Linked DNA regions of Homo sapiens: regions 1 and 2 are each linked to region 3. Evidence: chromatin contacts called from ENCODE Hi-C or POLR2A ChIA-PET data. All regions are on one chromosome and are shown on one strand. The core of a region is the stretch at or near the end of the contact, and the rest is flanking DNA. Distances in the headings are between cores, read along the strand shown. Region 1 overlaps TLN2 (talin 2). Region 2 overlaps TLN2 (talin 2). Region 3 overlaps TLN2 (talin 2).

Region 1 (4,692 bases), core at 1,400-3,899, 53 kb after region 3:
TTTTGATTTTATTATTTTGGTTTCAGTTATTGATGTTGCTAAAACCATTTGAGTGTATTTTGTTCACAGTGAGTGTATATCTTTAAAGATTTTGTTCCAGAAAATGAGTCTGTCTGCAAATTTCCGTGGGATGTCAAGCTAACGGCTTTTTCCTTTTGGAGTTAGGGGGAAGGGGCTGCAGGTGGAGAGGCATCCTGACCTTTCTATCCTGGTATTGCTGTTGTACAACAGTGTCAGTGTATTAATACTTAACATTAGGTAAAAGGGTAAATTTTGTGTTATATATATTGTACCACACATACAAAGAAAACTATTGCTGTGCCTGGCCATTGTCTCTTAATGCCTGAAAGGTACCAGCCACATCTTCCACACTGTGACCCGAGGGTGGCTTAACCAAACTGACTTAAGAGTCCTGAAAGTTTGCACAGGGGACCTGTCATCTGCTTCTTGTTAAGGAACCATCCCATTTCAGGTGTGGTTTGTCAACAAAAAACAATAGGCAGGTGAAGAGCCAGGTGACCCGGCAGTAAGTAGTTTGGAAGAAAGAGCCCTTTGTGGATATGAATTGAATGTGATGCTGTTTTCTTTTGGTTATAGCAAGCGGATGAGACCCTGGACTTTGAGGAACAGATCTTGGAAGCTGCTAAATCCATTGCTGCTGCCACAAGCGCCCTGGTCAAATCGGCCTCAGCAGCCCAGAGGGAGCTGGTGGCCCAAGGAAAGGTGGGTAAAGCCGCTGACCACATGCGGGACACTCAACGTACGAGAGCCTCAGGGGGCCCAGGAAAAGAGCTACAAGCTTTTGTCCTGACCAAGGAAACACATGCAGTGCCTTCCCTCCCTGAATTGCCACTCTCTGTGCTGACCGACTGAAAACTACAGCCTTCAGACCAACAGAATAAGAGGTTTGGCTTCTGGGCCTCTCATCTGCTTCTTGTTAAGGAAAGCATCCCATTCCAGGCAGTGACTGGGGCCTGAACGAGATATTTATATTCCCACTGTACATTAGGCTACGTAAAGATGTAAACTGTCATATTTTCCTGGTGGGCCGCTCTAGAAGCACCGCATTCGGCGGCTTTTATGATACCACTTTCCAGCTCCAAAGGGTTCCGTTTGTTTTTAGGACTGTCGAGCTGAATACTGGCCAGCTTCGCAGTTAGCACTTTCCTAAGTCTGCTGGTGAATGGGCCAGTCAGATTTTAAATCTGAAATTTCTTCAGCTTTATCTCTAGTCACCCATTCCATCTACTTTGGCATAAAAGTATAGTGTTTTTTGTTTTTTTTGAGGATTCAAAGGATTATTAGTACATTAGTAATTCTGGATATGGAACAGTCTTCCGATTTAACATGTTCCATATGTCTTGTTATTTACATACACATGGAAGCATGCTATCCACGACTGGCTTTCAGAGAGCCTCTCAAATGGAGAGGCGCCACAGAAACCTGACCGTTCGTGGGTTTGGGAAATGTGGTCACCATCATTGTCATTCATTTCTGTTTGATATTAAAAGGACTTTGCTGTCAGTGTACAGATAGGTAGAGGTGAGTTGTGTCTTGACCCAAGAACTCGCAGTACAGACAGGGAGGTTGTGCCTCACCATAGGCTGTACATCTTCTTCCAGGAAGTCTTTTGTGAGCTTAGCCATGGCTTAAGTCCAGTCCACATACCTTGAATTCTCTTTCTAAACCATTGTGTTGTAGGTTATTCAGTATTGGTCCATGTCCGTCTCCCCACCTGGCACACAAGCTGTTCTCTCCATCCTTCCCGTTGATCCCCTGTAGAGCCAGCGGAATGCCAACCTTGTCCGTCCTGTACTCAGCAAGTTCTTGTTGGCTGGTCAACATGTAAAGATGACAGATGTGTCATTGAACGGAATATCCTATGTTTAAAAAAAAAATCCTGGTTATTTCAACATTGATAAAGGGCTATGTGTCCAACACATTGCTTAGATACTAGAGAATCCAACTTGGACATGGCAGAGTCCCTATCTGTCCTCCAACGAACTTACGTGTTCAAGCATTTAAAAAATTGGTGAAGGAGGTTCAGCCAGACTTGGGTGAACTATAGTATTATAGGCAGGACCTTGGAGTTTTACCTGACATTCAGCAATCCCTGATGTGGCCCTTTTATTGCTGACACACCCCCAATTTCATATTCAAATTGAGATACTCTTACCTCACCAGGCACGTCCCACAAGCTTCAAGGTATTTCCTCCTGTGGCTTCTCCCTCTGGATGTGGACAGAAAATGTTCTACTTGTTGCCATGATTTCTAAATAGAAACAGAGATCCATATTTCTCTCCCACCCCTGACAAATGGTATTTCCTTAAGACAAGGGTCTGCACTCAATTGTACCAGAGGGAGTTCCACCACACTTTTTTAACATCATCTGCCAGAAACGCAGTGTGGTTTTCAGGGTCAGTAATCGGGAGAGATTTAAATTTCTCTTAGCCCTTGAAAAGAGGAGGCCTAGTGGCTCCCACATATGAAATGGAGAAAGCTCAGCAGAGGAGTAAGTGTAGAAAGACAGCCCCAGGTCATCATTCCTGAGCCGTTTCCCAGAATTGCAGTACCTGGAAGCTAAGTGGAGCCATTCTTAGCATTTCCTGTCGCCTCTTGGTGGCGAAACCTGCCAGGATGTGCTGTGCAATCTTTCTTGGCATGGCCTGAGTCCCACGTGAGAAAGGTTGCTCCATTCTCAGGCCTGTGCTGTTGGCAGGAGGCACCAAGCGGGGTACAAGTCTGGTTCCCGAGCAAGGTCTGGGGATGAGGGGCTGCGACCACTGGGGCTGCCTGCCCTCATGGCCAATTTCTCGACTCTACTCTCTAGGTGGGCTCCATCCCTGCCAATGCTGCAGACGACGGACAGTGGTCACAGGGGCTGATTTCTGCTGTGAGTTGCCTTCTCCTTCCTCCCAGTTTGCTTTTGGGGTCCCCTGAGGGAGGTTTGGGCCTTGGGTCACTTCTCCGTTGACTGTCCCCAGGCCCGGATGGTGGCGGCTGCGACCAGCAGTCTCTGTGAGGCGGCCAATGCCTCCGTTCAGGGACACGCCAGCGAGGAGAAGCTCATCTCATCTGCCAAGCAGGTCGCCGCTTCCACGGCTCAGCTGCTGGTGGCCTGCAAGGTGAAGGCCGACCAGGATTCAGAGGCCATGAGGCGGCTACAGGTAATGGTCACTGATGCTGGTGGGAAAATACTCCTGTTGGAGCGGGTAAGTGTCACCAGAGGGGACAAGCCTCACTTCCTTGGCATGACCCACCAGGCCTTCCATCAGCCAGCCCTGTCCACGTTCCAGCCTCATCTACTGCGTGCGTCCATGCATCCTCCACTGCTGCCCCACCACGCTGCCATTCTCCTCGTGTGCCTTCTGGTCTCATGCCCTGGGGCCCTGCTCCTCGCCAGCCCAACCCAGCAGACCCCTACTTGTCCTTTGTGACTCATCTGGGAAGCCCTCCCTGACTCCCAGGGTTTGGGCAGTTTATCCCTCCTCTGTGCTTTGAGAGCCCCTAGCCAGACCACTCAGGTTCCCATCACATGGTGCTACTGTAGGTCTGTCTGTGAGCAGGTTGTGAGCCTCTTAGATGCAGGCACCACATCTTCATCTGTGCCTCTCTCATACGTTACTAACTCGGTGCCTGCTTCAGAGGAGGCCTTCAGCCAGTGTCTGCTACAGAAGGGAGTAAAATGACTGAAATTCTATGAGACTGTTGCTGTTTCCCAGAGCCCAGAGAACATGTTAGGAAGGTAACAATCAAGTCCTTCTCAGAGCAGATACATTTTCCTGATTGCTTTAATTATAAAAATATTTTAAATACAATAAAAGAAATGCTTAAATGAAAAAAATCACACAGCCCCAACATCTTCATATAGCAAACGTTATCATTGCTTTCTGTTCGTTTTTATCTACATATAAAATAATTTTGTCCAGTTGTAATCATGGCGAGATACATTCTGCTTTCTTTTCACTTAACATTTTATCATATGTAATTTTTCCTTGAAGATAAGGCTTCATTAACTTCTCTATGCAAAGCTAGCTGGCCCATTCTTCATGAGTTCCATTTTTAATGATTGCATGATATTACATCAACTGATTATGCCAGAATTTCCCTATACTTTGGACATTTTGTTTCCAATTTTCGAGATTTTTTTATTGTAAGTGTTAAAATGTAGATTGTCTGTATTGCTAAAAGTATGTTTACATCAGTCATGTAGCAAATCATAAATGGCAGAAATCTCAGAATTCTTGTTGTATTGTGAAAGGCCTAAAGTGCATTTCCATTTTTTGGCCCTCTTGAGTCCCTCTCTGACCCACACCTCCCTCACCTTTATTTGATACCTGGGATAAACCCAGGGAAAAATTGAGGAGCTGCATGTTCGTTTGTGAATATGTGATTTCTGGGTCTGGGGGACACTTCTGAGGAAAACATCCTGAGTTAAGAGAGACCTGGTTCAAGTCCTGCTTCTGCCATTTATTAGGTGCATAATCTTATATAAATCACTCAAAACTTTTCAGGGGTTTCATCTGTAAAATGGGGATAGAGCCATCCACACTGACTCTTATGAGGGTCAAATAGGAGAATGCATATGACAGTGCTTTGTTAGGTCCTAAGGATTTACACAGATAGAATGCAGCATCACTCTTGTTCCCATCATTACCGATTTAACTGGATGTTGCAATGTTTTATTTGAGC
Region 2 (4,558 bases), core at 1,554-4,053, 40 kb before region 3:
CATAGTCTTACTATTTGGAGGGAGGGTAGGAGGAGGGAGAATGTTTAACAAAGATTAGAACAGCTCTTCAAATGTGGGATAATACAATAAAAATATATATGTATTTGAGGTTTAATGGACCATTCAGATGGTCTGTGTCTAATACAGAGTGTCAAGTGATTAAAAATTACCTCCTTCAGATGAACAGATAAACCCCTTGTTTAGAACAAGGGAGCTTGACTGATCTGGTGTCAGCTTGCAGAGCTGTGTTTTTTGTTTTTTTTTTTTTTTCTGCGCTCCTTTGACCTCCCTAAAAGAGATAACCAGGGTGTATCTTCTTCTAGTATCTACAAAGAATTGTTTCTCAGATGGCAACCGGGTGAGAAATGTGTGCTTTCCCGAGTCAGGAACTTCAGGGATGCAGTCAGCTCTGAATATCGAGACAGTGCTGGTCGTTTGTGCCAGGCCGAGATGTACAGCTCCTTGACAACTCCAGCATTGTTGAGCAAGATGCTGGAATCGCTGCCTGGTCTGTGCATTGGCTCACAGCTCGCTCACTCTCCTCCCACCCTGCTCCCCGCTTAATGCCTCTAGTTGTGAGAAAAGCACAGCTCTTGGCTGACCCACTTGGGGATGGATTTCTTTCCCTGTGGCATGCATCTTGATCTGAGCATCTGTTTGGAGAAGGGTAGACACTGGTCAGTGTCTCAACGAGTTAGGCATCTGCGGGCTAACTGGGTTTAATGTGATCTATACGGATAACCTGCCTGCATGTCAGGATGCTGCTCCTAGCTCTCTGAATGCCTCCTTCAAGAAATGGACAGGCCCTAATAGCTCCGGCTCCTTTTGACCTTCCAGACAAAAGAAGACCAGATCCAAGTGATAGGGAACCTCAAGAATATCTCGATGGCATCCAGCAAGCTGCTGTTAGCTGCCAAGTCTCTCTCTGTAGATCCAGGAGCTCCCAATGCGAAAAATCTCCTGGCTGCAGCTGCAAGGTAGGAGTGGGACACAATGTGCTTTCGTGTGTGGTTAGACAGTGTCATTGCAGTCTGAAGATGTGCCTGACATCCTCCCACTTTTGCTGAGCAAAAGAATTGGTGCTGTCCTTAGGTCATGGGAGGTGGAGCTGAGAGTGATGGACACTCTGATATTTTATAAAACTGGCTCATTTCCATGTTCTTTCCCCACTAAAAATATCTTCTGTCTTCTCATACAGCCTTTTCAGTAGAGACTTGTTTAGACGTAAGGTCCATTTTGACTTGTAAATGCAATGAATTAAACAGATTTTTTTTAAGTAGCATTATATCTTTCTGATTATAAAATAGTATATATGCTTCTTGAAACATCAGAAAATACTGAAAAGCGTAAAGATGAAAAGCAGTGCTCATCAAGTCATTCAGCAGACTTTTATTGAGCACTTAACCCTGTGCCTGGCATCAGTGTTAGATTGAATGTAACATGTTGTATCTGTCACATGGGGAAGGCTCCACTTTAAGATGAGTAGGGAGGCAGTGGGAATAAATTGTTTTTGGAAATATATTAAAACATGAGTGTGAATTTTGGATGATTTGGGTGTCCTTCTTTCCTGTTGGTTTCACCCAGGGAAGTGGATAAAACAGTATAGTTTCTGCTCCAGGGCCACAAGTTAGTTCAGTAACTAGTGGTTGAATGTGGTATGTGGAGCACTGCAGTGACAGCCCAGGGGGTTCTCGTATCAGCAGCCCCTCTTTCATTTTCCTGAACCCAGAGAGTAGGGTGGTCATGATTCTGTGGTGGTGCAGGCATGTTTTTTTAGCATTATTTACCATCATATTACGTATAAGAAAGCTGACAGTGGAGAGAGATTAAAAGCAGGACTATTAGGGGATAGAGAGTAATTGGAGGCCTTTTTATAATGTGCAGATTCGTGATTTTTGAAAAGCATAGCTTTGATTCTGCTTTCCTTTTTTTAACTTGGTTTTTTAAAATTTGCGCGTGTGTGTGTGTGTGTGTGTCTTTATGTCTCCCCTGGGAGATCATTGGCTGTTTTTTAAATTGTCGGCATCAAGAGACCTGAATTATATTCCAAGCTTTAATACTTGACTAACTCAGTCGCATTGGTCAGGTTGCTCAGCCTGTCTAAACTTTCCCATCTGCAAAGTGGGGGTATGAACTACATCATCCTTAAAGCTCTCCTTAGCTCTCAGCACATAAGATCTCATGGTACTCATGGTCCAAACATGTCCTTCCTCCCTCTTGGCTTGTAGTGGGGTGTGTGTGTGTGTGTGTGTGTGTGTGTGTGTGTGTGTGTGTGTGTGTGTGAAGGGTTAGACACTGTCAGAGCAGTTTGCTTGCAAACCCTTGAGTTTCTTCATTTATTCCTGGAAGGTACATTTTAACTGCAAACAATAGCTAGAGCCACTAGGGGACTGGAAAATTATCTTCCCATCTCATGCTTTGTTCGTGACTGTTCTAGTAAATAAGTGACCTCCCTTGATGGTGGGAGAGATGGGAGGTGGGGTTGGGGGTGATGTCTGTTCTGTTGAGCAGCTGTTTCTGATAGAAAACCCCCTCTTGATCGTTGCTTTTTTTCCTACAAAGGAGCCTTTGGATAAGGCAACTGACATTTCCAGGTATCAGAACTCAGATGTTTTTCATTATCTTCAATTTTTTGCATCATTTCAAAATTACAGTTTCCAGCTTGGAATGGCTTCACTCTCCTAAATTGTGGGAAGGAGGGGGAATGTATAAATTGCCCTTTTGAAAGCCAGATATAGAAGGAAACAGAGCCGGAAAGAATATTGCTGGTGTATGGCTCTGTGAATAGGTGCAGGCCCCCTGGTGGTGGCTTCGAAGAAAGGACATGGGGAAAAGGGGAAAAAAAAAAGCTTTCGTTGCCTTTCTGTCCTGGCTTTTAGCAGTTGACGGAGAATTCCCAGCCTGGTGATTTCATAGCCAGGTAAGCACTTAAAAATCATCACATGAAAATGATTGTCTTGGGATGGAACTGTTGCGAGAAAACGCTGGCACATTCTCCTTGGTTTTTTGGCACATTTTGGCAAGCTTCTGCTCCCTGGGGCTGTTTCTCAGCAGAGACTCCAGCCAGGTCAAGAGGGTCAGGCAGGCTCCTCTTGGGACACAAAGCTCTGCCAGGCTGGGGTTCATTCATTCATTGTCTTATTCATTCATGTCTTCATTACATAGATTTTCATCACAGGCCTGATGTGGGTGACGCCCAGTGCTGAGTGCACACTGTGAATAAGACAGGGCCTGTCTTATTATGTGTGTCTTTATATCTTGTGTATTTATAACCCTCATTATGTGGCCCTGGTGGAGTTAGGCAGGACTCACCACATGCTCCGCTCATTTCATCTGGGCCTAGAACAGTCCTGCATAAAAGTGCACAGGAAGCTGGGCAGAAGGGATCTGATCATCATAGTCTCAGTCCTCAGTCCTCTGTCCTCCTTGTTCTTGAGACTGTCAGGTCCTGCCTGTCCTTCCTGTGTGTATCCTCAAAGTCCCCAGAAATGCCACTGCGGGGACCCAGGCCTGGACCAACTCAGCCCTGTCCCACTCCTGTGTTAACAGTCTCAAACCCCTTATTATTTGTGGTCTCTGTGGTCCTTCTTGCTCTGGGAAGAAAAGGTTTGCTTCTGGAGAAAAAAGTAGAGGATGTCTTTTTCCTCTGTTCTTAATTCTGCTTCCGAGCCTGGGTACGTTTTTGGGACCCTACCTATCCCCTTGGTTTTGGATGCCTAGGGGAGAGGAAGTCATTTGCTATTTAGTGCCTGGTTTGTTCATTTTCTTCCCGTGTAACTGTTTGGGTTCTGGCTCTTTTCTGACAAGTTGGGTGGAGCTGGAGACCCTTTGTCACCCATTCATCAGCCTTTTTCCCCCAACCAGGGGCTGGTCAGGTGCCCCCTAAACTTAGTCAAGGAAATAGAAAGCTAGCTTGCAGTTGCCAAAACGAAGGGGGTATCCTACCTCTGAACACCTTCCCTGAATCACTGCTCACCACCACAGTCATCCTGGCCAGAAGGACTCCAGAACTGAGAAGGCTTTAAGCCCACAGCGGCCAGCATCACACCCCCGGGCCAGGTTTCAGCTGCTTTCCAGTCCACAGAGGATGCTCCCTAGGAACTCAAGGTAGCACCTGCCCCCCTGGCTCCCCTTTGGTCTGAGGTTCTTGCTGGACGGGGCTCCTCCTGTCCCCAAAGACTGTGAAGATGGATGGTCTAGCAAGCAGCACAAACGAGAAGAGTGCATTTGCTCCGTAAACAGAAAGGTGTACAAGAGACCTTTGCTCTCTGTGGGTCTTACCTAGAATGTTTCCTTCCCTCCATCCAAATCAGGATGTCACTCAGCCCTGACTTTTCCAATTGCTTCAGTCTACATCGAGCCCTCCCTTTCAGGCAGACTCTGTGCCCGGCAGCTGAGGCTTTCATTTTCTTCCGGCTCCCTGCGAGTCCCTACATACCTCTGGTCCCTTGCTCAGCGATCCATCATGCCCTGCCGGGTGTCCCGCCCTGGTACTGCTTTCTTTCATCCAACTTCTTTGTACCTTGTCTTCTCATTGTCTTGCCTTTTCCATTAGATT
Region 3 (4,671 bases), core at 1,069-3,568:
CACAGAGCTGCCAGGGAAATCTCAAATACGTCATTGCTTACCCCAGATCCCACTGTTGTCGTCATGATTTCAAGGTTTTCCATAAAACAGATGCAGCCTCATTCCCACTGCTGTCAACAGCCCCCTCCTGTTCAGGTCAGGATGACCTCACTAGACTCACTCTGCCTGTATTAATTTCTGTTCACTTTGTCTCTTCGCCTGGAATACCATTCAGCAACCAGTGGTGATGGTGAGGATGGTGGTGGTGAAGATGGGTTGCCTGTTTCTTCATCATTGGCATTATCATCTTTATCATCAGCATCTTCATTATGGTCATTCTCTCCTCTTCCTGTATATAGTTCTTGACCAGGTGTAGTGTTGATTTTTACTGTAACCATGTGATGCCTGGAAGTTACCACTGAAGGACTAGAGATCAGAGTTTAAGTAAGCAGCCCGAGGTTCATTCACAAGCCTTGGAAACACATTTTGAATACAAATCTCCTACACCAATATGTCCCCAAGCCTTCAAGGGACATAGTCCCATTGTCTCAGTTCTTCCACCCCACAGTGATCTTGCCCTTCTCTCAGTTCCTATTGCATTTATAGTCAGGTGAGCAACAATTTATTCCTAGTGCTTCTAATTCCTTCTATTCCCCGATTGTGCTCATAAAGAACGGTTCCGTGGATAGCCATGGACTCGACCATTCCTCAGGAAGTGCTTCCTGATGGAGAGTCTGCCTCCTTTCCCACCTCATCTTCTGGCACTTTGCGCTTCCCTAGAAGTGTCAGGCTGGCTCCCGCCTCCATGTACGTGAATTCTGTTCCCTTTTCTTGGGATGCCTTTCCCACCTTTTACATGTGGCAGACTCTTCGCCTGGTAAGACTTGGCGGAAACATCACTCCTCTGGAAGGCCTCCCACTCCTCTCAGGCAAGGCTGGGAGCCTCTCCTTGCCATGTACCCTGAATGCCTTATGTGCCCTTCTGTTGAAGTCCTTATTGCACAAGTTGGGTAATTGAGTTGACACTGGGCGAAAGAATCTCTGAGGCCCTCTCTGTTTTTCAAAGTTCCTAATTCTCGTAAATACAGTCTACACTTCAGCAGGCTTCTTATGACCTTTGGATTCTTTTCCTCTCCTCTGTAGCTGGATGAAGGCACTCCTCCAGAACCAAAGGGAACATTTGTCGACTATCAGACGACTGTGGTTAAATACTCCAAAGCCATTGCGGTGACAGCTCAGGAAATGGTAAGAGGGAAGAGAGCTGCCCTCCCCACTGTTGTTTGCCTTTTTATCCACTGCCGCCGCTGAGCCTGCAAATCCCAGATCTGTGTCAGAGAGAGAGCCCAGACCACTCTCTAGTCCCTCAGGGGCTCCAGCTTCTGTCCTTTATCTGTGGTCTTTCTGGCTGCCTGTGTCCAGTAGCCCCAGTCTGCTGCAGTTCTTTTCTCATGAAAAAGCTGCAAGAGGGAATTAAAGATGGCTGAGACTTGGGCATGAGGACAGAGGAGCAAAGGAAGGAGAGAAAATGAAAAGACGGGGAAAGCAAGGAATTTGTAGTTAAGGAGAAAGGGGGAGAATCTTATTCACCTCACGAAGGACTTGAGGTGTTTTTAGTAGATTAAAATAACAGTACAAGAGAAGATATTTGGGGATAAAATAGAGATGAGATTATCTGATGAAATCAAGTTATAATACTTGGAAAATAAGGTATTGCCAGTCTTTCAGGCAAAATGAAACAGTATGGTTATGTAATAAGAAAAAAAAAATTCCGACAGTAGAAGGCATACAACTTTTGGAGGTAATGTTTTGGTTTGGTTTGGTTTTTGTTGTTTTGTTTGTTTGTTTGTTTTTCTAAAATGTAATGCAACTAGAACTGTATTATATAGATTCTTAGATATAAATGGCATTGAGAGATAGTGAATGCTATCTGATATGTTAAGCAGTTATACGAAAGATGACAAATGTTGTCTTCAAAGAATTGATAGGAGTCCATAGAAAAAGTTTCTCCCAACTTTTAAAGGCTCAGATGCCATAAGATAAAAGTTTGAAAGATGCCTCTTTGATACTTGCCACATAAGCCTGGGTTGAGAAATCAATGGGCCTTCCTCGCTGAAGTGACCAGAATGAGCCACCACATGGTTGCTGTGCCCAGGTCCCCTCTGAGTGGTTTTGTCATGTAATCATGTGTCCACTAGGGGTTGAGCTTGGACCACAAAGTCATCCCTGGCTGCTGCCATTCATTCATGGAAACTCTGTGATTGTGCCAGGCTTGTTTAAAAGAATTCGGGCTGGGGAATGGTACACCCATCTCAGTGTTTTGTGAAAAGCTGGAGCTGAGCCCAGTCTTGTCCTTCTCAGGGGAGCATGGAGGACGGATCCTAGTCCGAGCCAGCAGACTTTCAGCACAGATTCCTGTTGAGCAGGAAGCACAGTGCAGCAGCAGTCATGTTTGAGCAGCCTCATGGTGTTTCTGGAATGTCTCCAGAGCCAGGTCCTGAGCTGCCTTGGCTTGACCCTGGGTGTCCATGAGCTTAAGGAGCTGAGCCTCAGGCTGCATGGCCACTCCTGAGATAACTGGCCTGGCTCTTTGTGTGAAAGAGGCCCTTCTCACCCCGTCAGGATGCCCAGACTCCCAGTGCACCTGTTGGCAGGTCGCAGTGGAGCAGCACGTGGCAACACTCACTCTCGTGCAGCTCAGTGTGCGTTCCTTGGCGGCCACATCTCAGCCTGAAGCCTGGGACGTGTCCTTGTACACATGCCTTAGAAAGGGTGGACATTCCTGTCCTGCCTTGATGGATGGAGAGTCATTCAAAAGACATTTTAAAAGGCTGTTTAAAATCAAGGTCTTAAAAGGCCACAAAGAAAGAGACAGTATTGTTATCCAGAGCAAGAGGAGGTGGAGCAGGAGGGGAGCCCCTTGATGAGGGACAGTGACACCCGTCTGGGTGGCAGATTAAAACTGCTTTTGTGAGAATTTAGAGGTATTTTTGTCCAGAGGAAGAGGAAACACTAGAAACTAGCATGCCAGCTGCCTTAGATAATTGAGATGCATCAGTCAATGAAACAGAGAAAAATCCTGAGTATCTTCATAATAAAGGCAGAACTTGACCATGTGGGCTACACACTACTCTTAACTAAATTTGTGGCTAAAACCTTGTCATTCTTTGGCACAAATTTACTGCAAAGCTGTATCCTCTATGAGTGTTTTCCTCTAAAACACTGACTTATCCAGCACTTGTCATTCATGGTTTTCTTAACAGCCCTGTCCTCATGCCCTCTCTCACCTGGGTGGGACCTGCTTCAGGGCACCCAGAGACCAGATCAGCCCCCGACAGAAGCCTTGGCCCAGGGGTGAAAATCGCATAGGGCTTGTGCCTCCTGGGGGTTTCTAGGGGGAATTCCTCTGGTGACCCCCCAGGGCTGCGCTGGCGAGGGGCTGGCACACTCACCTGCCAGAGGGTGGGCCCTGGGCACTGGCTCCAAGCTGCACAGCCCGAACGCTGAGCATGTGCCCACTGGGCCCGGCCAGAATCTGTGGCCTGAGCGGGGCCCTGCGAGGGCTCTGGCCTTTTGTGTGCAATGCAGCATGGGCTTGGCTTGAATTGCCCTCTCCAGCATCTAGCCCCAAATGCAAGGCCTGGCCTTCACCCCCTCAGGAGCTTAAAAGTGAATGAAACCCTTTGGCTTCCAGTGATATTAACACATGGTTCTCATGCGTTTCTCTCTGTGTGTGTGTGTGTGTGTGTGTGTGTCTTGCTTGTTTTCTTTTTCCAGATGACTAAGTCGGTTACTAACCCGGAGGAGTTGGGAGGACTGGCTTCACAAATGACCAGTGACTATGGGCACCTGGCTTTCCAGGGCCAGATGGCAGCAGCCACGGCGGAACCAGAGGAGGTCTGCCACCTTAAGACCCCTATTTTAAGATGCACACACACACTGGTGCCCACTCCTGGGTATTTCTTCATAGCTTAGCTCCACTCTGGAAGACCCCAGCCCAGTAACCAGAGCCCAGTTTATTTCCCCACCACTGCACAGCACAGGTCCAGACCAGGTAGCCCCAGGCTGTACTCAAGTCTCACTGCCCCTTATGGGGCAGACTGGCCAAGAACTGGGGCATGGGCTTTCAGACAGAAGGACTTTGTATACAGTGTTCTATCAGGTCCCCTGTCCCTAGCCCTGTCACCTGTCTCTTTTAGCATGCCCAAGCTTGGGACTGCCATCTTATCACTTCCTACTCCAGTTAGCACATCCCCCGCAATTATTTTTGTTTTCCATAGGTTCACAGAAGTGTTGAAAGATTCAAGTATGAAAATTAGCTATCCCTCTCCCTCGAAAGAGCTACTTTCATGAAACAAAGTCTTGCCTGAATATTCTGGGTGGCTAAGAATTAGCCCAGACATACCTCCTGTGGACTCCTTTTATTACTTCCCTGCCTTTCCTAGACCAGCTTTCCTTAGTGGCCAGTGTAGACTTGGCTTTAGAATGCCTGTACCCGTAAGAGTCTAACGGTAGCCAAAGTTGGGCCCCAAAGGCCACTTTCTAAGAGCTGCCATCTCTCATACTTCTAATGGGGTGGTCCATTGGGAAGGACACAGGTCATGTGTGGCTCCAAGGAGCTTTGTAGCATCTATATCAGTGTGAACACATAGAAGGAGTCCAGGGCTTGGGGGAACCACATGGCTTCTTAGAGAA

Evidence for each region. Hi-C counts contacts between places; a loop is a spot of excess contacts on that map. ChIA-PET counts read pairs that join two places held with the same protein, here RNA polymerase II (POLR2A). Pooled maps may share reads with other maps.
Region 1: a loop to region 3 is called in a map of GM12878, with 3 times the contacts of the local background. The contact joins two enhancer-like sites. A Hi-C loop is called at or near these places in 39 of 168 maps with a recorded cell type or tissue (CD14-positive monocyte, Caco-2, Calu3 and 22 more) and 29 of 50 pooled maps. POLR2A ChIA-PET finds 5 or more read pairs at or near these places in 1 of 52 experiments (H1).
Region 2: a pooled map shows a loop between it and region 3 (3-fold over the local background). The contact joins two enhancer-like sites. A Hi-C loop is called at or near these places in 2 of 50 pooled maps. POLR2A ChIA-PET finds 5 or more read pairs at or near these places in 5 of 52 experiments (AG04449, BJ, MCF 10A and 2 more).

What each region holds. Positions count from the first base shown.
Region 1 is chr15:62,832,907-62,837,598 of GRCh38, forward strand. It overlaps TLN2 (talin 2), which reads left to right. Exons shown (of 59, transcript NM_015059.3): 55 at 598-723; 56 at 2,831-2,893; 57 at 2,985-3,167. LOC105370854 (a long non-coding RNA gene) reads right to left here. Exons shown (of 7, transcript XR_007064671.1): 5 at 2,356-4,692; 6 at 2,177-2,271; 7 at 1-1,880. Among named protein-coding and RNA genes, the nearest start is that of MIR190A, 11 kb to the left of the region's middle. RefSeq lists an enhancer at 1,751-2,950. Within about 2 kb of position 2,650, at least 7 of the 41 ENCODE cell types and tissues checked have a DNase peak (open chromatin) inside an H3K27ac peak, as active enhancers do; they include heart right ventricle and right lobe of liver, where a contact is called at or near this core.
Region 2 is chr15:62,739,793-62,744,350 of GRCh38, forward strand. TLN2 (talin 2) reads left to right here. Exons shown (of 59, transcript NM_015059.3): 32 at 838-977. Among named protein-coding and RNA genes, the nearest start is that of MIR190A, 82 kb to the right of the region's middle. RefSeq lists a silencer at 3,767-3,922. Within about 2 kb of position 2,804, at least 12 of the 41 ENCODE cell types and tissues checked have a DNase peak (open chromatin) inside an H3K27ac peak, as active enhancers do.
Region 3 is chr15:62,780,018-62,784,688 of GRCh38, forward strand. It overlaps TLN2 (talin 2), which reads left to right. Exons shown (of 59, transcript NM_015059.3): 44 at 1,123-1,224; 45 at 3,754-3,873. Among named protein-coding and RNA genes, the nearest start is that of MIR190A, 42 kb to the right of the region's middle. RefSeq lists an enhancer at 2,089-3,017. Within about 2 kb of position 2,319, at least 11 of the 41 ENCODE cell types and tissues checked have a DNase peak (open chromatin) inside an H3K27ac peak, as active enhancers do; they include heart right ventricle and right lobe of liver, where a contact is called at or near this core.